4 separate regions of the Homo sapiens genome follow, and all the other regions are linked to region 4. Evidence: chromatin contacts called from ENCODE Hi-C or POLR2A ChIA-PET data. All regions are on one chromosome and are shown on one strand. Each heading gives the region's core, a stretch centred on a gene start or an enhancer-like site at or near the end of the contact. The rest is flanking DNA. Distances are from core to core; before and after follow the strand shown. Region 1 overlaps SYTL3 (synaptotagmin like 3). Region 2 has its middle 70 kb from the start of TULP4. Region 3 has its middle 42 kb from the start of TULP4. Region 4 overlaps TULP4 (TUB like protein 4).

What was found. A loop is a pair of places that touch in the nucleus more often than their neighbours do. ChIA-PET counts read pairs that join two places held with the same protein, here RNA polymerase II (POLR2A). Pooled maps may share reads with other maps.
Region 1: a loop to region 4 is called in a map with no recorded cell type, with 4 times the contacts of the local background. The contact joins two enhancer-like sites. A Hi-C loop is called at or near these places in 1 of 37 single-sample maps with no recorded cell type and 7 of 50 pooled maps. POLR2A ChIA-PET finds 5 or more read pairs at or near these places in 4 of 52 experiments (GM12878, H1, WTC11 and 1 more).
Region 2: a loop to region 4 is called in a pooled map, with 2.8 times the contacts of the local background. The contact joins two enhancer-like sites. A Hi-C loop is called at or near these places in 1 of 168 maps with a recorded cell type or tissue (chondrocyte), 16 of 37 single-sample maps with no recorded cell type and 8 of 50 pooled maps. POLR2A ChIA-PET finds 5 or more read pairs at or near these places in 2 of 52 experiments (GM10248 and GM12878).
Region 3: a loop to region 4 is called in a pooled map, with 2.9 times the contacts of the local background. The contact joins two enhancer-like sites. A Hi-C loop is called at or near these places in 1 of 37 single-sample maps with no recorded cell type and 2 of 50 pooled maps. POLR2A ChIA-PET finds 5 or more read pairs at or near these places in 5 of 52 experiments (AG04450, GM10248, H1 and 2 more).

Annotation. Positions count from the first base shown.
Region 1 is chr6:158,682,947-158,689,865 of GRCh38, reverse strand. SYTL3 (synaptotagmin like 3) reads right to left here. Exons shown (of 18, transcript NM_001242394.2): 6 at 6,877-6,919. Among named protein-coding and RNA genes, the nearest start is that of SYTL3, 36 kb to the right of the region's middle. RefSeq lists a silencer at 2,623-2,823. Within about 2 kb of position 2,890, at least 7 of the 41 ENCODE cell types and tissues checked have a DNase peak (open chromatin) inside an H3K27ac peak, as active enhancers do.
Region 2 is chr6:158,239,242-158,246,165 of GRCh38, reverse strand. It overlaps a transcript of TULP4 not described here and the pseudogene SRP72P2. Among named protein-coding and RNA genes, the nearest start is that of TULP4, 70 kb to the left of the region's middle. RefSeq lists enhancers at 3,194-3,243, 3,644-3,713, 3,824-3,933. Within about 2 kb of position 3,470, at least 17 of the 41 ENCODE cell types and tissues checked have a DNase peak (open chromatin) inside an H3K27ac peak, as active enhancers do; they include GM12878, where a contact is called at or near this core.
Region 3 is chr6:158,266,978-158,274,259 of GRCh38, reverse strand. It overlaps a transcript of TULP4 not described here. Among named protein-coding and RNA genes, the nearest start is that of TULP4, 42 kb to the left of the region's middle. Within about 2 kb of position 2,984, at least 4 of the 41 ENCODE cell types and tissues checked have a DNase peak (open chromatin) inside an H3K27ac peak, as active enhancers do.
Region 4 is chr6:158,472,436-158,479,585 of GRCh38, reverse strand. All of the region lies in intron 6 of TULP4 (TUB like protein 4), which reads right to left. Among named protein-coding and RNA genes, the nearest start is that of TMEM181, 84 kb to the left of the region's middle. RefSeq lists enhancers at 1-235, 3,657-3,736, 3,757-3,836, 4,157-4,206, 4,254-4,826. Within about 2 kb of position 4,170, at least 8 of the 41 ENCODE cell types and tissues checked have a DNase peak (open chromatin) inside an H3K27ac peak, as active enhancers do; they include GM12878, where a contact is called at or near this core.

The DNA of each region.
Region 1 (6,919 bases), core at 1,641-4,140, 210 kb before region 4:
GCTGGCCAACATAATGAAACCCCGTCTCTACTAAAAATACAAAAATCAGCTGAGCATGGTGACATGTGCCTATAATCCCAGCTACTTGGGAGGCTGAGGCAGAAGAATCGCTTGAACCTAGGCGGTGGAGGTTGCAGTGAACCAAGATTGCGCCATGGTACTCCAGCCTGGGTGACAGAGTGAGACTCTGTCTCAAGGGGAAAAAAAAAAAAAAGTTAAGTAAAAATTAGAAGAAAATTAATGTGGATATTTAACCTATCACAGGATAAGGAAGAAGTCTCGAAGCATAAAAGCAAAAGAAATTATACGGGAAAAGGAGATTTGCCTACAAGCAAACAAAAAACTTCTTTGTGTTAAAAACAAAATTATAAAGAAGGCCATGTACTAGGAAGATAACATGCAACTAACATGATTGAAAAGGACTAATCGCCTTCACATACCAAGAACATCTACAGAAGGTTGAAAAGTGGAAGATACTCAATCTTATTCGTGATGAGATGAATTCAAATCAAAACGATGAGAAAACCATTTTGCATGACCAATGTTGTTTTGCCAAACTGATAAAGTTATCTATTGGTTTGCATGTTGGTTTATTTTTAAGGATAATTCCACACCCTTTCTAAAGGAGGCAACATTCCTAACCTTCATCTTGTTCTCTTTCTAGAAATATTCAGAGATGTGCCAAAAAGATATCTACAAGGATATTCTTTGCATTATTCTCATTTTAATAACCTTATAAACTTTCAAAAATGCAACAGAAAGCTGGAAATCCCCTAACTATCCAACAATAGTTATTTGGTTAAACAAATGATGACACATTCCTATGACGGGGTGAGATACACTCATCAGAAATCATATAGCCAATGATATTTATGGACACTGAAAATGTTCCTTATAAATTACTACATGAAGAAACATTAGGATAAAACTGTACATACAATTTGATTTCAATTATGTAAATATATTAGCCTGACTCATGTGAAATTGCCTCTATTCAATAATTTTTTGCCTAAAAATACCAATTTCTTATGGTTCAACCTAAATACTTCAAAAAAGTCTATGTATATGTGTGTATACACACACATATATCCACACATACAGATATGCACCCACAAGCATAGATACATACACTCACAAAAGAACAGAAATAATATATACTAAAATGTCAACAATTGTTCTCTGGGTGAAGCTGCTGTATTTTTAACATTGCTCTTTATGATTTTCTTCATTTTCTAGGTTTTAATTTTTTAATTTCATTTAATTTTTTTAGAGACAGGATCTCACTATGCTGCCCAGGCTAGTCTTGAACTCCTGGGCTCAAGCGATCCTCCTGCTTTGACCTCCCAAAATGCTGGGATTACAGGCATGAGCCACTGAGCCTGGCGTCTAGTTTTTTACGTGAATGTAATTTGAAATCATGCTTCAAAGCTCAGAATGTAATGGGGGCCAGAGTGTGGGAAGAAGGAAATTTGTGTACCCTGCCAGCCTGTTGTAAATAAGCACACACTCCCAGAGGGTAATTTGGCAAAACATCAAAAGCCTTTCAAGTATTCATACACTTGACCAATCATTCTTCTAAGAATTTACCCCCCAAAAATAAACAGACATGTCAAAATACCTGTACAAGACGTTCATCACAGAGTTATCTATAACATGAAAAATCAAATACAGTGATATACTCACAGACACTCGGGAACAGGTTAAATAAACTATAGTGCATATATTTGGTGTATTTTATGGAGTCATCAATACATTTTGGAAGAAGTCTTAATAACATAGGAAAATGTTTATGCCAAGTTGAATTGTAAAAGCAAAATAAAACCACATAGAGTCTGATCACAATACATTTGAAATTGGATAAGTCTATCTGTGCACACACATATACACAGGCTTACCTAGAAAGAAGGCTGGGAGTGTGCAGGTGTGTACACGTGCATGTAATTTACAGTAGTTTGGGATTGTGGTAGTATTTCCATTACATCTAAATACTATTCTGTGTTTCCCAAATGCTTGCAAGGTTTGCATTACTTCTGTAATCAGAAAGTAAGTAACTTCCTTTCAAAGAGAAAAGGAAGCTCCCTCTCTTCACAGAATAGAAGATGGACCAAGGGGGAAGCAGTTAGGAGCTGCTACGTTGGAAGTGAGAATGAAGGGCAGAGGAAGATTCCAGAGACTCAGGAGGCAGAAATGTCAGGATTTGCTGACTGACCAGATGTAGCGGCAGAATGAGGAACAAAGGAGTCAAGTTTGATTCTCAGGTCTGTGGATTTGGAGACAGAGTGAGAGGTGTCGCCATTCTCCCAAGACAAGGAACACAGGATTTGGTAGCACACAGACGGTCCCAGTGATTCTTGCTTCCTGATATTCAGACCCTTTGTCCTCTCTGACTAGGGCTGACCTGTGGGACCCATAGGGCATAGCAGAAATGACAGGGTGTGGCTTCTGAAGCTAGACCATAAAAGATATTGTGGGCTCTGCTTTTCTCTCTCTTGGATCACTTGCCCTGGGAGAAGCCAGCCGCCATGTCATGAGGACACTCAAGCAGCCCTGTGGAGATATCCCCATGGTGAGGAACCAAGTCCTCCTCCCAATACCAGCAGTCACTGGCCAGGTATGAGGGTAAGCCCCAAGAGCACAGATCCCCCAGCCCCAGGCGAGCCTTCCACTGAAGACAGAAACTGTCAAAGAATGTTACTTGATTTATGTCACTAGGTTTGAGGGGAATTTGCTATACAGCAATAGATAACCAGTGCGTGGAAAGAGGCACAGACTGGAGCTGTCTGTACACTTTTGTGGTTTAAACCACCATCTAGTTTTTCTAACTTCTGCTCAGGATATAGAGGGCTGGAAAGAGTATTGCCGGTACCATGACAACAAAAACACTAGAGAACATGCAAAACCACTTTTTCCGGAACACATCAGAGAATTGAGGTTGCAGTTGCCTCCCTATTAGGGTCCAGTGGGGGCTTCCAGAGGGAGACCAGGGCCAGGAGGAGGGAGAAGGGGCTCATGCCTTCCTTCCGACCTGTGTCTGGCCAGCATCAGCTCAACAGGGTCGGAGGGTGTCTGCCTCCTGCAGCTGCTAGCTCTGTTCTCTCACTATTCCCTTTTTGCCTCCAATTCCTGTCTAACCAATCCCTAAAGTAAATTCTTATTCAAATAACCAGACAGTTTCTATTTCCCTAAGTGGATCTTAACTGCTGCAGCACAAATTCAATTCAACTCCTCAATGACTGCACCTGGTTCTCTTTTAGGGCCACAAATAGGAGCGTGGTGGAATTCCTGCCTGTCCACCTAAACCTCTGTCACCTGATCCTTGTTACCTTTCCTGACGCACCCGCTGCAAACTCCACCCAACCTGGTCTGGCTCATAGCACTACTTGTGTGCTCCTAACCTGGCATTTTCCCCCATAGTTCCATGCCTCTTACCCCAACTCTACTGAAACAGGACAATGGGAAAATGAGGCACCCTGGCATTTGAGGAAGCATTGTAGAGAAGGAGGGAAAGTTAGGGCTTTTCTGGTGTTTATTTTATACATTGATAGAAACGACATCAGCAAAAAAGAATGATTTATGCTGAGGTTGATCTTCCTGACCCTGGTTTGTTTGTCCTTACTGAAGTTTTTATTCTTAAAGTTATAAGGCAAGAAAGAAAACCCTAAGACATCAGTCTCACCTCTTTCCTAATTCCCTTTTTATCTTAAGTCACCTTGATAACATACTTCTCCCACTCACTCAGGAGACATGAAGTGCTGAAAAGATGACAAGATGGTAACGTGTGTGCACAAACACACACACATACATTCATGCACACATGAAAACTACTTACCTGAAATAATGATGCTAGAACTTCTAACGACGTAGAAAACTTTTTGAGTGAAGCAGATGTCTGCACTTAGCTGGCATTGAGAAATGACAAACTTCACCTCCTACAGCACTACTGTTTATAAGCTAGGAATTGATGTGGAAAAGGGTAGAGTCTACCTTCTGAAGAAGGCTCCAGCCCACCAACAAAAAGGTTTTGTTTTTGTTTGTTTGTTTGTTTTTGAGATGGAGTTTCACTCTTGTTGCCCAGGCTGGAGTGCCATGGCATGATCTCGGCTCACAGCAACCTCCGCCTCCCAGCTTTAAGCAATTCTCCTGCCTCAGCCTCCCGAGTAGCTGGGATTACAGGCAGGTGCCACCATGCCCGGCTAATTTTGTATTTTTAGTAGAGACGGGGTTTCTCCATGTTGGTCAGGCTGGTCTCGAACTCCCAATCTCAGATGATCTGCCCACCTCGGCCTCCCAAAGTGCTGGGATTACAAGTGTGAGCCACCGGGCCCGGTCAAAAAAGTATTTTAAAGAAACACAAAAGTGGCCGGGTGAAGTGCCTCATACCTGTAATCCCAGCACTTTGGGAGGCCAAGGTGGGCAGATCACTTGAGGTCAGGAGTTCAAGACCAGTCAACAAGGTGAAACTCCATCTCTACTAAAAATACAAAAATTAGTCAGACATGGGGCGTGTGCCTGTAATCCCAGCTATTCAGGAGGCTGAGGCAGGAGAATCCCTTGAACCCAGGAGGAGGAGTTTACAGTGAGCTGAGATCATGCTACTGCACTCCAGCCTGGATGACAGAACGAGACTCCATCTAAAAAAAAAAAAAAAAGAGAGAGAGAGAGAGACATAAAAGCAATAAAAACAGAGAAAAGTCCTGTGCTGCAGTTGCTTTGCCAAGGTCACACATTCCACATGGGATGACGGCACCCCTAAGGGGACAAAGATTGGTAGCAAATCTTACCTATTTCAACCGTCTGTGGCTCTCCAAAAGGCCTCAGTACATAGATATATGATATCTGTGATATCAAAAGGTTATGGTAGCAACTTTGAAAAAGTCTCTAAAAAGGCTATGTGGGGTAGGGGAGAGGGTGGCGGTAAGAAGCTGTTGAGAAACACTGGCTTAGAGGAAACAGCAACCCTGCTTCATTCCATTGCCTGACATGACCCTTAGTATTAGTTTTTTCCTCCAGGTTTCCAATAAACTTGGCAGAAGCAGCGTTTTTTTTTTTTTTTTTAAGAAGAGCCAGGAATATAAACCATGGGATAATTTAGTACCAACCAAATCTACACCTGGGCAAATCCACCCTTTATAAAAGCTGAATATCAACCCAAATGAATGGCTTCCTTTACTGCCAACAAACTTTTGGGTGAGGTTCTATGGCTTATTTCCCTACCTGCAAATTGCCACTTTTTCTAGAAAAGAGCCACCGCTGCCCTCTGAGTCAGGCTGTGAGTCTAGGTCCCCAACATCACATCACAGAGGAGGGGTGCTGCCCGCATCCCTGATATAGTCAGATGTGGTTCCCACAGCACCTGCCTGCACTCCACCGTGACGGTGCCTGTGTGCGCCTTTGTCCTGATGCCCCATCACAGCTCTTCTGTGATCAAAGCACAAATCATTCTCTCCACAGTTCCAGGTCCCAGCTACCAATTACACTGGCACAACATACATTGCAAATACTTTTGAAAAAGAAAATAAACTTTTAATCTAAGAAACACAAGCCTCCTTTAAAGTATCAGGCCTAGAGAGACACCGAAATGAGCCCGCAATCACGTCCCCCAACTTGGGCTAATCATTTCAAAGCCACTTGCTCTACGGACTCTAGATTGAGTGTCACCACCAATAGCCATAAATTATCCTAACAATGCCACACACTGGACACCATCACCCACAGCCTATAGCTCAGCAATGGATAGCCAATCATGAATCATGAATAAATTACGGGTATTTCCGTAAACCCACGAGAATTCCTGAAAACCAGCTTTTGTAATCGCCCCTCTCCTGATTCACCCTTCTCTCCTTTGTTCTCCAGAGCCCTTGGAAGTGTTTCCTGGGCTGCAGACCTCAGCCTTGGCCCAGATAAACTCTCCACCTGTATTAGTTTTGCCTCAGTTTCCTTCTTTAGGTCAACATCTCATTATAAGACATTCACAGTATACGGACAAAATGCTTCCACCCATATTACCGCAACATGCGCTCACTCCACAAGCATCAACCTCTGCTCAGTTCAAACGCTCTTCACTCACTGTGGTCTTCACTGATTCAATCATCTTGCTCAAGTATTATAAACAAGGTATTGTGCTTTGGCGCAATATGGGCTAACAAGATTTTAAAATCACAGTTACTGCTTGTAGAGAGAAACAGAAGTGCACAAACAATGCTACAATATAAGGAACTTTGCAACAATTACAGAAGAGAATTACAAACCCAGCACTGATGGTGTTTCAGAGGAGGGGACATCACCCCTAGAAGCAGGAAGCCAGGGAAACCTTGTAGTGCACGAGCCTTAAAGAATGGGGCCAACCTGGCCGGGCCCAGTGGCTCACGCCTGTAATCCCAGCACCTTGGGAGGCCGAGGCGGGCGGATCATGAGGTCAGGAGATCGAGACCATCCTGGCCAACATGGTGAAACCCCGTCTCTACTAAAAATAGAAAAATTAGCCGACTGTGGTGGCACGTGCCTGTAATCCCAGGTACTCCGGAGGCTGAGGCAGGAGAATCGTTTAAACCTAGGAGATGGAGGTTGCAGTGAGCCGAGATTGTGCCACTGCACTCCAGCCTGGCAACAGAGCAAGACTTCGCCTCAAAAAAAAAAAAAAAAAAAAAAAAGGAATAGGGCCAACCTCAGAGGTAGAAATGCAGCAGAGGGAAGAGTAGCGAGCAGAGGGAATGAGCAGCGTGAATTACAGTGAGAGCATCAGCAAATGGAATGGCAAGACATAGGGGCCCGCAGACTACACCCATCATGTTGCTTATATTCCAAAGTCTTAACATCAAATATTTTAAAACTAGGAATAGATCATTTTACTTTACTAAAAAAGTAAAGAGCATTTACCTCCAGTTGGAAATTTCTTGGCTCGTTCCTCATAGAACCATTC
Region 2 (6,924 bases), core at 2,221-4,720, 230 kb after region 4:
CTGGAATGTCTTCCCCTTTCTTTAGTTAAAATAACCTCAACTCTCCTTGTGAGTCCGTCCCCATTCTATATGGTCTTTATAGAAATCTCAATTGAGAACAATACACACACACACACACACACACACACACACACACACACACCCCTAAGGGGTAGGCAAATTACTCACGGTCAATCATATGCTCAGTCCAGGAAATTTGAATCTTATGACAGGAGAATTAAACCAGTTGGTGCAGTCTTTGAGACCATGGTTACCTAAACAAACATCTATTAGGTGGTTTCTGGAGCTTAGATCCTCTCGGCTCAGCCTTCAAAGCCTAGTTGTTCAGCATCTTCTGTGCCTATATGTTTCCAAGTGCTGTGCCTATGTTTATGTAACCTATCTTTTTCACTCAATATTATGGGTACCTTCCCAGATTGGTTGCTATAAATGCATGTCATCACTTTCAATGGCTGCATGCAAGGAAGGTAATATAATCCATTTAAATAATTCCTTGTCTAAGGTTATTTCCTATTCTTTACTATGTACATATATCTGTTCTAACATTTCCTACTATTTCTTCAGAATAAATTCCTACTAAATGTGGACTTTCTGGGTAGAAGGCTATGCACACTTTGCATTGTGATATCTAACAGCAGCTATCTGGACTGAGTGCATCAATGTCTACATAGGCTATCTGAGAGGACATACCTCCCTTCATCTGCACCAGCACCGAGAATTACCATCATCCTTATCATTCCCTTTCCACACCAGGAGATGCCCAAATAATAAGATCAGCAAGAGAAGGAACAGCAGAAGTCATCATAACATGATACTTTATATTAAACTTTACCAAATCATTTCAAATCCATAAAGGACTAAATTGGGTCTAGGCCGGGTGCGGTGGCTCACACCTGTAACCCCAACACTTCGGGAGGGCAAGGCAGGAGGATCCCTTGAGCCCAGGAGTTCAAGACCAGCCTGGGCAACATAGTGAGGCTTCATCCCTAAAAAAAAAAAAAAAAAATTTAATTGACCAGGTGTGGTGATATGTGCCCGTAGTCCCAGCTACTCAGAAGGCTAAGGGAGGAGGATTGCTTGAACCTGGGAGGCCAGGCTGCAGTAAGCATGATCGCACCACTGCACTCCAGCCTGGGTGACAAAGTAAGACCCTGTCTCCAAAAAAATAAAAAAATTGTGTCTAAATTATATTGCCAACATAATCACTGAAAAATGCTGTCTTAAGTCTGCTCAGGCTGCGATAAAACCATAAACTGAGTGGCTTAAACAACAGAAATTTATTTTGTTTCTTTTATGTTTTTAGTTTTTTTATTATTATTTAAATAAAAAATAAATAAATAGAGACAAAGTCTCGCTATGTTGCCCAGGCTGGTCTCAAACTCCTGTGCTCAAGTGATCGTCTCACCTCAGCCTCCCAAAGTGCTAGGACTACAGGCATGAGCCACCATGCCCGGCCACAACAGAAATTTATTTCTCGAAGTTCTGGAGGCTAAAAGTCTAAGATCAAGGTACCAGCAAGGTAGGTTTCATTCTCAGGCTTTTTTTCCTCCCTTGTAGGCAGCTGCCATCCTGCTGTGTGCTCACATGGGGAGAAAAAAAGCAAGCCTCCTGGTGTCTCTTCTTCTAAGGACACTAAGCCCATATGAAGGCCCCACACTCATGACCTCATCTAACCTTAATTACCTCCTACAGACCCCACTTCCAAATACTATCACATTGGGACTTAGGGCTTCAACATATGAACGGGGGTAGGGGGACTCAAACACTCAGTCCACAACAAATGGTATCTACTTTAGCTCTGAATTCTATTTATTTAATGACTAGTAAAACTGAACATTTTGTTTATTGCACATTTAGGTTTTTTTTCTTTTAAAAATGGTCTGCTCTGATTTCATGTCTGAAACAGAAAGTATACAGGACGAACCTGAAACATCTCATCATATCGTAAAGCAAGGAAGCTATGAGATTACTAGAGACGTGTCAGAAGGACTCAGGTGCCAGCCTAAATAAGCCTACACTGCCCAAAGAGGGAGCAATTTGAGCATCGAAAGGACAGTAACTGCAATGGACTGAAACACACCACGTATGCTAAAATAGGCGTTCATAATGTTATGCGAAAAAATTTAAAACCCTCAACCATCACCACTGGAGGATGCTAGGGGACCAAATCATAACTTTGAAAACTGGTAAATCAAGGGAAATAATCAGACACTTTTCAAACCCTTCCTATACACTCTATACCTCAAGGTAACCAAATAATTGACAAAGGAGAATTTCTACACACACACACACACACACACACACACACACACACACACCTATTTCAGCTAATAACTAAATGACAGGATGTAACCATATTGTAATCCCTCCTGAACTCATAGACCAAGTTAACATTCAAGAATGGTTGCTAGTATCACAAAAAGAAAGAAAGAAGACTTCCTGATGAAAATAATCCTGCCCTCACAAAAAAATAAAATTGGATTCTTTTGATTTAGCCTCTACAATGAACTACCAATGTACAGGAAACACAAGAAATAAAATAACATATTTTACATTACAAGGATGCAAAGAATAAAATTCAGTTTCTTCAATAAAGAGTTGCAAAGAAAAAAAAAGATAGAGAACCTATAGGTTAAAAGAGACTTTAAACCATCCAACTGCAATGTATGGACCTTATTTGCATCTTAATTCAAACAATCATATATATATATATGATATGATATAAACACACACACACACACGTACACGCCCATACACACACATACATACACACAAATATATACTGCAGTCAAGGAGTATTGATTGGATATCTGATGATACTAAGAAAAAATTTTTAAGGTAAGATAATAGTATTGTAATTATTTTAAGGGGTCTTTTTCTTTTGGAGACATGTACTAAAATATTTACAGACAAAATTATATGACAGCTTGATTTGCTTTAAAATAATCCAAGTGGAGGGACGTGAGAGGTATTGCTCAAACAAAACTGGTAACGTTTTAAAATTGCCAAAGCTGGGCAAGATACAGTGCTTTATTACACCAGTCTCCACTGTTAGCAATGTTTTAAAATTTCCATGATAGGCCGGGTGCGGTGGCTCACGTCTGCAATCCCAGCACTTTGGGAGGCCGAGGCGGGCGGATCACGAAGTCAGGAGTTCGAGACCAGCCTAGCCAACATAGTGAAACCCTGTCTCTACTAAAAACAACAAAAAAATTAGCCGGGTGTTGTGGTGGGCACCTGTAATCCCAGCTACTTGGGAAGCTGGGGCAAGGAGAATCACTTGAACCCGGGAGGCGAAGGTTGCAGTGAGCCAAGATTGCGCCACTGCACTCCAGCCTGGGCGACAGTGAGCAGCAGGGTGGAGTTTCAGTGCCTGTGCTGTGTGGAGTGAAGTGAACCGGTACGGCCAGAACAGCAACTTCCTGTGTGCTCTCAAGCCTGTCAATAAGATACTGCAGATCCACAAAGATGATGTAACTGGCCTGCATTGTAAAGTGATATGCCTTATCCAGAAAGGAAGTTTCAGAGAAGCCTTGAATGTCATCAATACTTGCACCAAACTGTTAGCCAATAACTCTCTCTCCTTTGAAAAGGCATATTGCGAGTACAGGCTCAACAGAATTGAGAATGTCTTGAAGACAGTAGAAAGTACCAACCGGCAGACAGACAAACTGAAGGAGCTTTATGGATAAGTGTTACACCGTTTGGAACACTATGATGAATGCTTAGTGGCATAAAGAGATCTCGTCCGAAACTCCCACGATGCTTATGATGAGGAGAGGAAAACAAACCCTTCAGCAGTTGTTGCAGCTCAAAGCAATTGGGAAAAAGTGGCTCCAGAGAGCCTGGGCTTCCAAGAAGGCACACATGAGCTGTGCTAAACACTGCATGTGCACTGATAGACCACGGCCAGCTGAACCAGGCCATGAACATCCTACAAAAAGCTGAAGGTCTTTGCCACCATTCATTATCAGAAGACACTGATGAGACTGAGGAAGACCCACAGGCAGGACTGGCCATCACTTATGGTCAGATGGCCTATATTCTGCAGCTTCAGGGTCAAACAGAGGAGGCTCTGCAACTTTACAATCAAATACTACTACTAAAACCAACGGATGTAGGGTTACTAGATGTAATTGCAAATAACATCATTACCATTAACAAGGACCAAAATGTCTTTGACTCCAAGAAGAAAGTGAAATTAACCAATGCGGAAAGAGTAGAGTTTAAGCTTTCCAAGAAACAACTACAAGCTATAGAATTTAACAAAGCTGGCCTGGCGCGGTGGCTCATGCCTGTAATCCCAGCACTTTGGGAGGCGGAGGCAGGCAGATCACAAGGTCAGGAGTTCGAGACCAGCCTGGCCAATACGGTAAAACCCCGTCTCTACTAAAAATACAAAAATTAGCTGGGCGTGATGGTGCGTGCCTGTAGTCCCGGCTACTCGGGAGGCTGAGGCAGAAGAATCGCTTGAACCAGAGACGCAGAGGTTGCGGTGAGCCAAGGTCACGCCACTGCACTCCAGCCTGGGTGACAGAGCGAGACACCATCTCAAAAAAAAAACAATTTCACGCCTGACTGGTTTTGGTGGAGACGGGGTTTCGCTGTATTGGCCGGGCGGTCTCCAGCCCCTAACCGCGAGTGATCCGCCAGCCTTGGCCTCCCGAGGTGCCGGGATTGCAGACGGAGTCTCGTTCACTCAGTGCTCAATGGTGCCCAGGCTGGAGTGCAGTGGCGTGATCTCAGCTCACTACAACCTACACCTCCCAGCCGCCTGCCTTGGCCTCCCAAAGTGCCGAGATTGCAGCCTCTGCCCGGCCGCCACCCCGTCTGGGAAGTGAGGAGTGTCTGCCTGGCCGCCCATCATCTGGGATGTGAGGAGCCCCTCTGCCTGGCTGCCCAGTCTGGAAAGTGAGGAGCGTCTCCGCCCGGCCGCCATCCCATCTAGGAAGTGAGGAGCGCCTCTTCCCAGCCGCCATCACATCTAGGAAGTGAGGAGCGTCTCTGCCCGGCCGCCCATCGTCTGAGATGTGGGGAGCGCCTCTGCCCCGCCGCCCCCTCTGGGACGTGAGGAGCGCCTCTGCCCGGCCGAGACCCCGTCTGGGAGGTGAGGAGCGTCTCTACCCGGCCGCCCCATCTGAGAAGTGAGGAGACCCTCTGCCTGGCAACCACCCCGTCTGAGAAGTGAGGAGCCCCTCCGCCCGGCAGCTGCCCTGACTGAGAAGTGAGGAGCCTCTCCGCCCGGCAGCCACCCGATCTGGGAAGTGAGGAGCGTCTCCGCCCGGCAGCCACCCCGTCCGGGAGGGAGGTGGGGGGTCAGCCCCCCCGCCCAGCCAGCCATGCCATCCGGGAGGGAGGTGGGGGGTTCAGCCCCCCGCCTGGCCAGCCGTGCCGACCGGGAGGGAGGTGGGGGGGTCAGCCCCCCGCCCGGCCAGCCGCCCCGTCCGGGAGGGAGGTGGGGGGGGTCAGCCCCCCGCCTGGCCAGCTGCCCCGTCTGGGAGGGAGGTGGGGGGGTCAGCCTCCACCCGGCCAGCCGCCCCGTCTGGGAGGTGAGGGGCGCCTCTGCCCGGCCGCCCCTACTGGGAAGTGAGGAGCCCCTCTGCCCGGCCAGCCGCCCCCGTCCGGGAGGGAGGTGGGGGGGTCAGCCCCCCGCCCGGCCAGCCGCCCTGTCCGGGAGGGAGGTGGGGGGGTCAGCCTTCCGCCCAGCCAGCCGCCCCGTCTGGGAGGTGAGGGGCGCCTCTGCCCGGCCGCCCCTACTGGGAAGTGAGGAGCCCCTCTGCCCGGCCAGCCGCCCGGTCCGGGAGGGAGGTGGGGGAGTCAGCCCCCCGCCCGGCCAGCCGCCCCGTCCGGGAGGTGAGGGGCGCCTCTGCCCGGCCACCCCTACTGGGAAGTGAGGAGCCCCTCTGCCCGGCCAGCCGCCCCGTCCGGGAGGGAGGTGGGGGGGTCAGCCCCCCGCCCGGCCAGCCGCCCTGTCCGGGAGGGAGGTGGGGGGGACAGCCCTCCGCCCGGCCAGCCGCCCCGTCTGGGAGGTGAGGGGCGCCTCTGCCCGGCCGCCCCTACTGGGAAGTGAGGAGCCCCTCTGCCCGGCCAGCCGCCCCGTCCGGGAGGGAGGTGGGGGGGTCAGCCCCCCGCCCGGCCAGCCGCCCCGTCCGGGAGGGAGGTGGGGGGGTCAGCCCCCCGCCCAGCCAGCCGCCCCGTCCGGGAGGGAGGTGGGGGGGGTCAGCCCCCCTGCCCGGCCAGCCGCCCCGTCCGGGAGGTGAGGGGCGCCTCTGCCCGGCCGCCCCTACTGGGAAGTGAGGAGCCCCTCTGCCCGGCCAGCCGCCCCGTCCGGGAGGGAGGTGGGGGGGTCAGCCCCCCGCCCGGCCAGCCGCCCTGTCCGGGAGGGAGGTGGGGGGGTCAGCCCTCCGCCCGGCCAGCCGCCCCGTCTGGGAGGTGAGGGGCGCCTCTGCCCGGCCGCCCCTACTGGGAAGTGAGGAGCCCCTCTGCCCGGCCAGCCGCCCGGTCCGGGAGGGAGGTGGGGGGGTCAGCCCCCCACCCGGCCAGCCGCCCCGTCCGGGAGGGAGGTGGGGGGGGTCAGCCCCCCTGCCCGGCCAGCCGCCCCGTCCGGGAGGTGAGGGGCGCCTCTGCCCGGCTGCCCTTACTGGGAAGTGAGGAGCCCCTCTGCCCGGCCAGCCTCCCCGTCCGGGAGGGAGGTGGGGGGGTCAGCCCCCCACCCGGCCAGCCGCCCCGTCCGGGAGGGAGGTGGGGGGGTCAGCCCCCCGCCCGGCCAGCCGCCCCGTCCGGGAGGGAGGTGGGGGGTGTCAGCCCCCCTGCCCGGCCAGCCGCCCCGTCCGGGAGGTGAGGGGCGCCTCTGCCCGGCCGCCCCTACTGGGAAGTGAGGAGCCCCTCTGCCCGGCCAGCCGCCCGGTCCGGGAGGGAGGTGGG
Region 3 (7,282 bases), core at 1,735-4,234, 200 kb after region 4:
TTGAGAAAGACTCTCACTCTGTCGCCCAGGCTGGAGTGCTGTGGTGTGATCTTGGCTCATTACAACCTCCACCTCCCGGGTTCAAGCAATTCTCCTGCCTCAGCCTCCCAAGTAGCCGGGACTGCAGGTGCCCGCCACCATGCCCAGCTAATTTTTGTATTTTTAGTACAGATGGGGTTTCACTATGTTGGCCAGGCTGGTCTCGAACTCCTGACCTCATGATCCACCCACCTCGGCCTCCCAAAGTGTTGTGATTACAGGTGTGAGCCACTGCACCCAGCCCGGGAGGCAGGTTTTAACCGAGGGACGTGGAGCAAGTAACTTAATCTCTCTGTAATTCAGTTTTCTTACCTATCAATTAGAGATAATAACAGTATCTACCTCATGAATCTATGATAAGAATTCAATGAGTTAATATCTGTAACATGCTTAAAACTGTGCCTGGTACATACTAGGAGCTATATTAGCTATCACTATTACCACAACCTACCTCATGGTACTATTGTTAGGACCAGACAGATTATTTGTGTTAATTCGTGTAATATTTTTGAGGCAGTGCCGGCACATAATAAACTCTCAGTAAGTGTCAGCTATTACAGTTATGAATAATTCCCAATTGGTGGTGGCAGTAATTGAGCTGAAGAAGAATGGGACAGGGCATGGAGTTGCCATGAGCAGATGTGGCATGTTGAGTCTGCAATGTTTAGGAGACATCCAAATGGCAGGGTCAAGTAAATAGCTGGACACTTGCATCTGAACCTCGGAGTCAAAGTATAGACTGGAGATAAGTCAGTGTCATCGACATAAAGGTCAGTTTTAACTACAGAACTACAGAACATACTAAGCCCAGTGAGGGAGGATGAGGATGGAGGAAAGGCTCTAGTGGTGAGCCCTGTGGAACCCCACGTCAGGTAAATAAAGGTAGGGAGCCAGCAGAGGAGGGTGAGAAGGAAGAATGAACAGGGAGGAGGAAACCAACAGAGAGGGGAGTCTCAACACCTGAGCAAAGAGAGGGCCTGCAGAAAGGTCCAGTTCAATGAAGACATTGGATGTGGCTCCTGAAGCTTATCTGTTCTTTTAGCATCTTACCCATTTTGACTTTCCCTAACTTTCACTGGCAACACTGTCTGTGTGAAGAACACACATTCCAAGGACATCATAGTACAATGGGAAAAACTCTGTCCTTGGACTCAAGAGACCCAGGCTCAAGCTCCAGTGAAGTGTCGGGTAGGTCCCTCAACAAGGGCCTTCACTTTCGCCAAAGGCAAAATGACAAGATCGGACCAGATTCCCAAAGCCAGGTCATGAGATCTCTATGCATCTACAAACCCAATAATCAAAGTCCATAAGCTCTTTTTCAATATTTAAAACACATATTGATCGTTTCCTTAGCCTTCTAGCTAAGATAAAGTATGTATTGAGAACTACACATCTACTATAGTAAAGTTACACAAACCTAACTGTCACATTTGTTTTTGACTGAAACACTCTAGAAACTTGGAAAGCAGTAGTGATTAAGAAGGGGAACTCAGGAGGCTGACAGCCTCACTTCAAATCTTGGGTCTGTCAATGACTACTTCCTGCATTAGAGCTATGCTACTTAACTACTCAAGGTCTCAGTTTCCCCAACTGTAAAATGGAGGTATGACAAAACCTATCTCAGGCAGCTGTGGAGGGATTTCAGTGAGTTAATTGTAAGCTCTCTAAAGGAACTTCCTGATAGTTTCCTCCTCCCTTGTGATTCTTTCTGTCTCCTCTGCTTGTTCCTCTGCCTTGGCTGGCCTGGGATGCTGAGGTTCCACAGCACTCACTGCCAGATCCTCTTCTTCAGCTCCAGCCTCTCCCTCATTCAGCTCACATTAAGCATAAAAAACAAATACGAGCTATTAATACCATTATCTTGTACTGAACAACAATTCTTGGCTAGTAATAAGATCATAGCCATTGGGGCAGGAAGGGAGGAAGAAAGAAAATATAAAAAGAATCTGATGATAAAAACATTGGTGACCACTGGTAATTCCCAACTGAAAAATTCCACCTCTTTATGCTTGAAATGCACCTGTTGCCACATCACATGGTCCTTGGCACCTTGAATTAAAACCTAGTGGATAAGGCTTTCTCCTCTACCTGTCACCTCCCCGAGGACAGTAGCCACATCTGACTTGGTGACAGTGTATGCTCAGCAACTGTGGAACCAATCCCTGGGTACTTAACCAGCCCCTTCCCCCTAAATTCACTCATACATTTCTAATTTAGAAATTAAACGTTCTAAATATTTTTCCGCAAATACTTTTAAACCCTCCACTGCACATGTGTCCCAGTGAGTCCTTTCAATGACTTACCCCATCCTTTGTCTCACCTGAAGCAAATTCTACAGATTTTCAAACGTAGCATTTCAATGTTTCCCCCAAAACAGATTTATTCTCAGTGCTTTCCAACTTTAAACTAAAACTTCTCAGAACATTTTATTTTTCTTTAGGAGGACAGTTACACCTGAATCAAAGCTACCGTTTCAAAATTTTTAATGTGGGGCCAGGCGTGGTGGCTCATGCCTGTAATCCCAGCACTTTGGGAATCCAAGGCAGGAGGATGGCTTGAACTCAGGAGTTTGAGACTAGCCTGGGGAACAGAGTGAGACCCCATCTCTACAAAAAATTTAAAAATTTGCCAAATGTGGTGACCCGCCTGTAGCCCCAGCTACTCAGAGGCTGAGGTGGGAGGATCGCCTGAGCCCAGGAGTTTGAGGCTGCAGCAAGTTATGATGGCACACTGCACTCCAGCCTGGGTGGCAGAGCAAGAACCTATCTCAAAAAAAAAAAAAAAATTCTAAAATGGATTAAAGAAACCCTATCTGAGCTACAAGAGACAAAGCCTGTGAGAGTTAGATGTCTCCTTGCCCTTCCTCCTCATCAACAAGTCATGACACAACTTGAGGAAGCTGGACCTATTTTGGTTAGGCACCCACTTAACTTGGCCTTTAAATGCTTTCTTCATTACCACATGAGAAGCAACAATTGAAAATGAAACAAAACTCAACAGAGCAGTGACTAACATAAAACTGCTTATATTAAATAAACTCAGTACAGCATCTTTTTTTTTTTTTTTTTTTTGAGACAGAGTCTCACTTTGTCACCCAGGCTGGAGTACAGTGGCGCGATCTCGGCTAACTGCAACCTCCACCTCCTGGGTTCAAGCCATTCTCCTGCCTCAGCCTCCCATGTATCTGGGATTATAGGCACCTGCCACCATGCCTGGGTAATTTTTGTATTTTTAATAGAGACAGGGTTTCACCATGTTGGCCAGGCTGGTCTTGACCTCCTGACCTCAGGTGATCAACCTGCCTCAGCCTCCCAAAGTGCTGGGATTACAGGCATGGGCCACTGTGCCCGGCCCTACAGCATCTATTCACACTAAGCTGCTTTATAAACTCTGAGGCAAAAATGAAGGCAGCCTTGAAAGTTGCCACATTTAAGCACAAGGAAGCCTGGAGTAAATCACCTCTAATTCAGGAGCAATTTCATCTGTGAAGGAAAAACTTCAGGAAGAAATTTTGAAAGCTTGAGAAAAGCTTAAAAGGAGGCAAGCATCACATCAACAGATGATGTGTGTTAATTTTAGCTGCAATAGTCTAAAGTGCAGTGTCAAACCAGGAAAGCAGCCAAGCAACACTCAGGCCAGAGACGCTAACTGAGTGCCCATCACCGGCCCCGGTACCAGAGACACTTAGTGAGTGCCCACCACAGGCCGAACAGGCCGGGTGCTGACAATGCAAAACTCATCGAAGTCCAGTCCCTAGCCCCGAGAAGCACCCTACACAGTGAGAGAAGATGGGCAAAATAAACCAACTTCAATACTACAAGGTAAATCCTGTAATCAAGAGCCAAAAAAGTGCTGTGGAGCAGAGTTGAGAGAATCTTGCTGGAATGACCGGTCCCTGGCAGGATAAAGCCAAGGTAGGGTCTTCAGATGATGATGCAAGAGCAAAACAAAGAAAGAGAGCTCCAAGTTGGACCAAGTAAGGACAATTTACTGACAAAAATATCTCAATAATGAAGACTTTATAATAATCCAAGAGAAAATTAAGCCAGAGTTCTTAAGATAAATAGAAGGCTATTAAAGATATATAGAAGATCTAATTATACTGCCTGGATAGGAAAGGGTCTTACTGCTACAGAGTAGAATTAACGTATATTTAATAGATATGAATGCTGTACATTTGACACTTACTATTTAACTTTAAAACAATTAGCCTTTTCAAAAACTCAGTGTTTTTGTTTTTTCCTAGATCTAGAAGCAATAAAATGGGCTTAAGGAACACGGAATAAAGGGAGCAACCCTGTGAAGACCACAAAGGCAGAACAGTGACAGCAGCTCAGCAGCAAGACTGCCGGGCACCGGGCCTGGCTCTCCCACCACCTGACTGGGTAACTTTTCAAACACCTTCATTTCCCAAGAAGTAGGAATGTTGGGAAGACTAAATAAACATATGTCAAGTACTTAATTACCTGCCCACATAGTAAAGTGCTAAATAAATGTTGGACATTGCTTTTGCAATTTCATTTATATTCTACCCATTAAGCAATGTTTAAAATCTGGAATAAAATAGATTATTAAAGAAATATGCAGAGACAATTATCATTGACCCTGATTCCATCTGGAAATCAGGGATGAAGAATCACGGAGAAAAAAAGGTTAAAATTATCTCTGATCAAAATTAAAGTCTATCAAAATCTCAAATGGCAACGAATTCTTGCTGAATGGCCTTGTATGTGAATGCTAATGATTTCTCCATTACTAAGGAAGGGCCCACTTTGCATCTTACTCCATGTTCTCAGTCTCCCAGTGAGACAGGAAAATCCTTTTTTTTTTTTTTTTTTTTACAAATGCTGAAACTAAAGTTCAAAGAGTTTAAGTAAGGTTATGAAAAGTCACTAGGCTATTAGTGACATAGCTTAGTTCTGATATCTGGCTCCAAGACCCATACTTTTTTCCACCAAACTATGGTGCTAAAATTAACAACAGTAATTTCCACTCCACAACACTGTTACTTTGGAATAGGAAGAAAAAGTTGTGTAATTATCTGGTGAGAACAAAACAATGTATGAACCTAGGCCAACTCTATTCTCATATTCTCAGACTCGAGAATTTCTAGAAAAAAATAATAAATGGCAAACCCAAATTTAATTTTAAAATGACAAGAGCCACAAATTGGAAAGACCCTTCACAATGCTCTGGTCACTAAGCTTGGGTGTGGACATGGGTGACAAGCACTCTCCAATTCTAGTGCAGCTTTCCAAAAAGCAATTTGGCAATATGCAGAAAGTGACTAAAGCCAACAGTGCTAAAGGCTAAAGGGAGGATTAAGCCAAAGATGCTCACCAAAAGTGCTATTCAGTATCATTCTAGAAATTACAAGCAAAATATTACAACAGGAAAAAAAGTCATATAAAAATAGAAAAAAGTCATATAAAAATAGAGCCAAAAATCACCCTGATTTGTAAGTAATATAATTTTCCATCTGGAAAACCCAACAGAATCAAATGAAATCAGAACAATTAAGAGTTCAGTAAAATAGGAAAATGTAATTGCTATGATCCAAATGTTGGTGTCCCCCCAAAATTCCTATGTTGGAACCTAATACCAAATGTAATAGCATTACGAGGTGGGGCCTTTGGGAAGTGATTAAGCAAGCCCTCACCAGACAACAAGTCCACTGGTGCCTTGCTCTTGGACTTCTCAGCTCCCAGGATTGTGAGCAACACATTTCTACTGTTTATAAATTACCCAGTCTAAGGTATTTTGTTATAGCAGCCAAACAGACTAAGACAATAAATAGTACACAAAAATAAATTCAGGATGATGAATGAGCCATCTGTTTACCTTATCCCTCTCCCCAAAGTCCCATTAAAATGATCAAACAAGGCCGGGTGCAGTGGCTCACACCTGTAATTCCAGCACTCTGGGAGGCAGAAGTGGCCGGATCACCTGGGGTTGGGAGTTCAAGACCAGCCTGACCAACATGGAGAAACTCCGTCTCCACTAAAAATACAAAAAAAATTAGCCAAGTGTGGTGGTGCATGCCTGTAATCCCAGCTACTCGGGAGGCTGGGGCAGAAGAATCGCTTGAACCCAGGAGGCAGAGGTTGTGGTGAGCCAGGATCGCACCACTGCAATCCAGCCTGGGCAACAAGAGCAAAAGTACGTCTCAAAAAAAAAAAAAAAAAGAAAAAAGAAAAAGAAAAGAAAAGAAAAGAAAAGATCAAACAAATGTAAAAGAACAAAAAAAAATTTTAAAAACCTGTGGAAAACAGAGTGAGGTACCACTGATAAACCCTTCTCAATTTCTAGAAGACATGGAGGAGAAGGGATTCGACTGATAGAAAAGCACCAAGAGCCTTAATTCAGCCAGGCAAATGCAAGCACACCACCCTTGACTACAGGGCTTTAGGCAATGTCTGGCCAACAAACATGTCTATACCAACCCACGGAGGAAAACGGGAGGCTGACCTTGGCAGGCCTTCTTGCACCACATCCACACGGGAGCAAAATAGAAAAGGGGAGCAACACTCCAGTTAACTTTGGATTGCCACACAATTTGCTAATTGAGAAAGGGTATAAATTGTCCTGACAAAGCAGTGACCCTCCTAATTATTTGGAAGATTTACTATGAGATGGCTGCTAACTGTACACAGAGGCCTAACAGAGCAACAGAAGTGGGAGGGTCAGAAATCAAACTGAAGACCTTCTTCTGGAATCCTCCCAGGTCCTACCCTCCCTCAGTCTAACAACTAGATGAAAGGCAAGGACAACCTCCTTTGGTTACTCTGTATGAACCCACACTGACTTCTCACATCACTTAGTTGCTTTCATCTTCTGTGTTTGACATGTTGGCATATCAACTTCAGTATTCTTTGAGGGCAAAAATTGCATCTTCTAGTATGATTTATCTACTTGATGGCCTATTATGTCTTCAAAAAGTTTAATTACCCGGTGTCCATCAACAGATGAATGGGTTTCAGCACTGTCCTGGATTATAGAAAGAAAAAAACCCAGATGAATGGGTTAACAAAATGTGTATTGACATACAATGAAATATCATTCAGCCTTGAAAGGGAAGGACATTCTGACACATGCTACAACATGGATGAACCTTCAGAACATCATGCTAAGTGAAATAAGCCAGATATAAAAAGACAAATATTTTATGATTCCACTAATATGAGGTATCTAGAGTAGTCAAATTTATAGACACAGAAATAGAATGGTGGTTATCAGAGGCTGG
Region 4 (7,150 bases), core at 2,921-5,420:
TGTTTATTGAAAATTGGCTAGAGGGCTGGGCATGGTGGCATAAGGCTGTCATCTCAGCATTTTAGAAGGCCAAGGTGGGAAGATTGCATGAGGCCAGGCTGAAAGACCAGCCTGGGCAATACAGCGAGATTCTCATCTTAAAAATAAAACAAAATAAAATAAAAGTAATTAGGTCCCCAGGCCAGAGCATTAAAGCATTGGAATAATTTTATAAAGTTTGTTTACCTGTATTATATTTCATTTAATTTGGGGTCATGAAACCCAACTGAGCTCTGGGTAGTAAGGTTTCTACTAGTAGGGGCAATCACCTTGTGGTGCAGTAACTCACATTCCTTACTGAAGGGCTGTTTTTCTAGATTCCCAAATTACCCAAGGGTGGTTCCCATGGCTTGGGGAGGTGGTGATGAGGTAGACCAGATGGCCCTTCCCTTCCGTCCAGAGTCAGATCAACAATGGACTTGGTCTTACCAGCTGTGTGACCTGGGGACTATCCATAACCCCTAGAAGCCTCCCCCTTTTCTCATGAGTGGGGACCCTGTGAGGATTACAGGAGGTGATGGAGTCACAGCCCTTCTGGGGCCATCACAGTATATAACCCACAGTCACTGCATTTTCAGCCTCCCTTGGCACTGACGGTGCAGGGAAAGAAAGCTCCCTGGAAAGGCGATTGAGGAGAACACGGTTCCTGTGGTAGCCTCGCTAGGGTCATGGCCATCATTATCTTTGAGAATGCAGGCCAAAATGCAAATATGCAAGTTAGAAAATTCTTATAATAAAAAAAAATCCAAAGCTCAGGGGTGCCATCTAGCCAAGGGAGAAAGAAAGGTGAAGGGTCGTGACGGAGAAGCAGCAAGAGATTTGTTCATTCCGATCCAGACAGATGGAGCGCTGATGATCATTCATCTTCCCTTTCTACCACAGGAGGCCAGGCAGTTGCAGGGTGGGGTGATGGCCACAGTCCCCAGGGGAGGGCCGTGTTTGTTGGCCAAGGAGTCTGGAAAACTCAAGTCTAGGGGCTTCTGGGACACTTCCAGGACATGTCTCCATATGAGATGATTCCACACAGGGGGCAGGCCCCACACAAAGGGACCTATTAACTTACAGAAATACATAATCACTGCTGAAGACAGGGCAAACCAACACACAGAAAATGCACAGAAAAATTACTCTGGTATCGTCAACCCCCAAAAGTACAGGTTAGGACAGAGGCTCTATTAGTAACAAAATCATGCTTGATCTTAAAGATACGCTGCTGTCCCTTTACCTCTGAGCCCCCTAAGACAATATTCATAACTTAGAGCTCAAGTCCCCCAAAAAATGGTTTTATTTTTGTTTCTAACTTTTATGTTCAGGGGTACACAAGCAGGTTATATAGGTAAACTGTGTCACAGGGATTTGGTGTACAGGTAATTTTGTCACCTGGATAATAAGCATAGTACCCGACAGGCATTTTTTCTGATCTTCTCCCTCCTCCCTCCTCCCACTCTCCACCCTCAAGTTGTTCCCCTTCCTGTATCCATGTGTTCTTGTTATTCAGGTCCGGCTTAGAAGTGAGAATATATGGTATTTGGTTTTTTTGTTCCTACGTTAGTTTGCTAAGGATAGTGGCCTCCAACTCTATCCATGTTCCTGTAAAGGACATGATCTTGTTCTTTTTTATGGCTGCATAGTATTCCATGGTGTTTATGTATCACATTTTCTTTATCCAGTCTACTGCTGATGGGCATTTAGGTTGATTCCATATCTTTGCTATTGTGAATAGTGCTGCAATGAACATATGCATGCATGGGTCTTTATGATAGAACAAATATTCCTTTGGGTATATACCCAGTAATGGGATTGCTGGGTCGAACGTTAGTTCTCAATTCTTTGAGGAATTGCCACACTGTTTTCTACAATGGCCGAACTAATTTACACTCCCACTAGCAGTGTAGAAGCGTTTCCTTTTCTCTGCAACCATGCCGACATCTATTATTCTTTGATTTTTTAATAATGGCCATTCTGACTGGTGTGAGATAGTATCTCACTGTGGTTTTGATTTGCATTTCTCTAATGGTTCATGATGTTGAGCATTTTTCATATGCTTGTTGGCTGCATGTATGTCTTCTTTTGAAAAGTATTTGTTCATGTCCTTTGCCCACTTTTTAATGAGGTTGTTTGGAAAAACAGTTTTCAATGAGCACAACCTGACTGGCTGCAGAAACATCAGACACTTCTTCCCTCTAATTTCCCATTCCTCTTTAGTCCAGCTATCTGAAAGGCAGACACTCTGTATTTATCCTCTGTCCTCCTCCCTCCTAGTTCTGCTTTTCATAGTAACTATCTCTGTATAACAGTTGATGATATATTTTATATAAAATTATCATAAGTATGTGTCTCTTATATCTTTGTACCAAGAACTTAAACCACTCACACAGACCTTCAACTAGATGAAAATCAGCTTTGTTACCTTTATATATATAATTACCACCCATCCTGACAAAAACAACCTTGTCTGCAAAACTACATTCCAACAGCAAGCACATCAAATGCTCACATACCTGAATTCACTGCATCCGTTCTACTCTCCCACATGAATAACATTATTCTCATCTAACATATGAGGTTAGAGAGGCTAAGGCAGGCTAGGTACCTTGTTATAGTAATAAATGGTGGAAGAGCTGTGATTCTCATCCCTCCCCAGCTCCACTGCTGGTCCTTATCTTACTACATGGTGCTGACTCTCTGAAGTGCCAACATATTGATACCACAGCCTAAAGAATGCGTAATACTCCACTGAAAAATTTAACCATTTGTCCATCACATACAAAATCGTGAGCCCCAGATGGCCCCTTAGTCCATTTGGTCAAAGCTGCTTTACTCAGAAACAAACCAAACATGTCTATAGAAAAGGCAAATAGGAAGAGAAACAGGCTGTTTACACAGCATATAAATAAATGATCTGCGGGGTTCATCACAGCAGAAGAGAGCCCACAGGTAATTAGGCAGGTAGCATGGTTGGATGAACACGGAACACAGTCGCTGGCACATCTCGAAGGCGAGGGAGGATGGTGTGACTCCAAACCAGGTAGCGCATTCGCTCGGACGACTTGGAATTCTCAGCCAAGCAGGAGTGAGAAGACGCGAAAGATTAAAGGATGGAACATTAGAACCTGGGAGAAAAAGGGCTGAAATTATTTAGCCTGGAGAAGTGAGGTCTGCAGGGTCTCAAAGGAATAATTATTATCTAGGGCAACGTTACCAGGAAATCCCCTCTTCTAAGAATGGGACAAGAACACCAACACAGGAATTTACATTAAATTAATTAGGGTGCAGCACTCATTTACTTGCCCAAGTAAGTGAAAACTTACTCTGGGAGAGGGCAGGGCACGGACACATTGATTTAATTTAATTTAGTTTGTGTAGCATATAGTCCATGTAAGATGATAAAGCAGCAAAATAAACGCTGGTACCTTTGCCATAATAATTTTAAGGCTGTGCTAGAAAAACGGGGAAGGAGTGACAGATAACAAGAACTGCCCCTCTTGTCTGAAGATTCTGAGTCATCACTGACCTGGGGAAATGAATGACTGTGATGACTGTTTGGTCAGAAGTGAGGCAGCAGGGTATGACTTCTCAGGACCCCTGTAAGTCCACAGAAAGTCCCTAACAGGTCATCTTACTTTTTAAAAGTCACATTTCTGCTGGTGTTAATTTTTCCCTGGCTGTTTACTGGTATTCCAGCCTATAAAGCCCTCGCTACAAATGTTCTGTAGTTTTGGCAAGAACAAGAGTCAAATGGCGCTAACTGCATGTGGCCACAGACACGGGGCGGGGCGTTCACTAACGCTAGTCCTGATTTTGCCACCTCACAGTCATCAATTTCCATCACTCTGTCCTCTAGGTTCATGGGTGATGGCAGAACATGAACACACTGTCTGCAGGCCCACAGACCTCACCCATGCTGAAGGTACCTCCTCCCTAAGAACCTCCGCCTACTAGGCTGAGCCGCAGCAGAACAGCACAGCTCTTCAAAGCTCCCAGATTCACGTTGTGTTTGAACAGCTGCTGTCTGCTAGGGAAAAACTCAATTGTAAGTTTGCGGTCTTAATCTCTTTCTCAAATCCCATAAAACGACTATTTTTAGAACTGATGGCTAGAACTGTGAAGCAGATGACATTCAAATCTTAATTTGCATAGGGAGGTTCACATATTTTACACGTCTAAATCTGAGGCAAAAGTGCAAGAAACTGAGCTGCATTTCAGGGAGTGTGGGTCTGGTGGAACAGGGAGAACCACTGCTCAGCTGGAAAGGACAAACTCTAGGCCACAGTGCTGGAGGCGAGTGGCCCATGGAGGGGCAGGCTTCTCCTCTGGCTTCTCCCCCTCAATGCTGAGGCTGAGCCCCGGAAAGGAAAAGATGCGGGCCAGCCCTGCCTCACCTCCCACCAGGGAGTGTGGCAATCAAGGCCTGGTGCCCGTTCCTTACTCTGCCACCTCTCCTCCTGCTAGTACACAAGACATGCCATGCGTCCAGCCAATCATTTTTTTATCTACTGAGCTGTTAGTCATTAGATAAATATTTGCTAAATGTATACAAATGGACAGATCCATGCTAGTTATAAGGGGACTGACAATGAATCAAATACATTCTCTGCCCTTGTAGAGCTTACATCCTGGCGTGGCAGGGAGAGAATAAATACAGGTGAAGTATCCTTAATCTGAAAATCTGAAACCCAAAATGCTCCAAAATCTGACTTTTGGAGTGCCAACAAGATGCTCAAAGGAAATATTCATTGGAGTATTTCGAATTTTCAGATTTGGGATGCTCACCTGATACAATGCAAATATTCTGAAATTAAAAAGAAATCTGAAATCCACAACAATTCTGGTCCTAAGCATTTCAGATAAGGAGTACTCAACCTGTATCTCAGTATCTGTGACAGGAACTACCTGATAACGTGAGGTAGTGAAATTCCGTGAAGTAAAAAACAGTGTTGAGCGAGAGCCAGAGCAACAGCAAGGGGGTCTTTTTGAAGAGAGGGAGCAGGGAGGCTGCCCTGGAGGTGGTTTGAGCAGAGGCCTGGCTGAGAGGAGAAATCTATTTAATTGGAATTGAAAGCTTCCTCACTATATTACTATTTTTGTATATAGCAGTGAGTTGGATAGAGTCTTCTGAAAATGTAGGAGGAACAAAAACCAACTATACTGGTCCTGGACAGGGAAAACCAGGCAGTGCCAGCACAGGGTTTCTGGATGACTGAGGGAGGCCTTGGGCTGAGGACTGGCTACCCGGCCACCGAGGAGGCAGATTCCTGGGACAGTCGGAGGCTCTCCAGCCTCCCTCTCCACCCTTTGTTTGTTCTTTCTGTAGCTCTCCCTAAGAAGGATGGGGGATCTGTCTTGAAGAAAATGCACCTAGTAGGATGAAATGTTTTATGTCTGTACAAACATGTGCAAAATAGTTCACTTTAAAACAGAAGAAGGGCAAGGTGCAATGGCTCATGCCTATAATCCCAGCACTTTGGGAGGCTGAGGCAGGAAGATTGCTTGAGGCAAGGAATTCAAGACCAGCTTGGGCAACATAGCAAGACCCTGTCTCTACAAAACAAATTTTCAAAATTAGCTGGGTGTGGTGGTGCACACCTGTAGTCCTAGCTACTTGGGAGGCTGAGGCAGGAGGATCGTTTGAGCCCAGGAGGTTGAGGCTACAGTGAGCTATGATCATGCCACTGCACTCCAGCCTGGGAGACAGTGAGACTCTGTTTATAACAAATTTTTAAAAGGCCAGGCATGTTATGGCTCACTCCTGTAATCCCAGCACTTTGGGAGGCTGAAGCAGGAGAATCAGTGAGGTCAGGAGTTTGAGACCAGCCTGACCAACATGGTGAAACGCTGTCTCTACTAAAAATACAAGAAAATTAGCCGGGCGTGGTGGCACATGCCTGTAGTCCCAGCTACTCGGGAGGCTGAGGCAGGAGAATCACTTGAACCCGGGAGGCAGAGGTTGCAGTGAGCTGAGATCGCGCCATTGCACACCAGCCTAAGCAACGAGAGCAAAACTCTGTCTAAAAACAAACAAACAAAAACAGACCAAGTTGGTGATCGGTCACCGTCAAACTACGTTGGTTGGAGCCACAGACAATTTTGAATACAAAGTTATAATGATTTGGCCACCAACTAAATTGTAGTAATAAAAGCTAGTTCAGCGTTCGGTCAACCAAATTTTAGTTTTAAAAGAACACAACCATCCTTGTATTTTGTAAGCAGACAAGACCCATGAAGGACTTTCTCATCTACTTACAAGAAAAAATGGGAAAAGCACAACAGGGGCAACTTCAGCAGAACAGGCAGAGTTAATCCTAAGTGAAAGAATGCAAGTCTATTTTTGCTATAGGATTCGCCTCCAAGAGTACAGAAGTCCACAATCACACATGCAATCTCTTATTTGATTTTTAAATTCCCATACCCATCTTTTTCCACCTTCTCTTCTCTTAATTTTTTACCCAGTATCACATCAACAACTGAACCTTACAGAATATAGGGTGACCTCTCCACTGGCCTTCAATGCCAGAAGACCATAAAACAAAACAAAAACCTGGGCCTAAATTATTGAAGCCTACAAACTTCAGTCAGTAGTGCTAACTCTGAAAACCTGTTATATTTTCAGATATGCAAGAATATATAGAGAGTCACAGATAACAGCTAATGAGATAAATTACAGAATTTTACATTACAACATGTAGGACAGAAAGGAAAATAAATCAGAGCATATTTCCTTAGAAGAGCTCCAGCCACAAGCATTGCTGTTACAAGTAAATCAGGAGAATCAATTTTAAAGCTGCTGCTGCTGCTGCAAGTTCGTCCCAGGCAATGGTTTTGTACGCAATACCCTACAATCTAATTAACTTGGAAATACATTATCCAATCTAAATTGCATTTAGTTCTTTTTATAAGCAGTCCAATAAATCGCCTAACTTCCTTCCTGCTATAAAAATGTCCCTGCCTTTGGACTCCTTGAATAGCACAGCATAGATCACATGTGATTTTCGAATCATTAGACAAGAGTTAAACTGGTGCTAAATATAATTAATATTGTACTTGATTTTTAATGGCATCATTATTTAACTTTCTATTATTGAGGCGATTTTTTCAATGGTTGAAATGGACC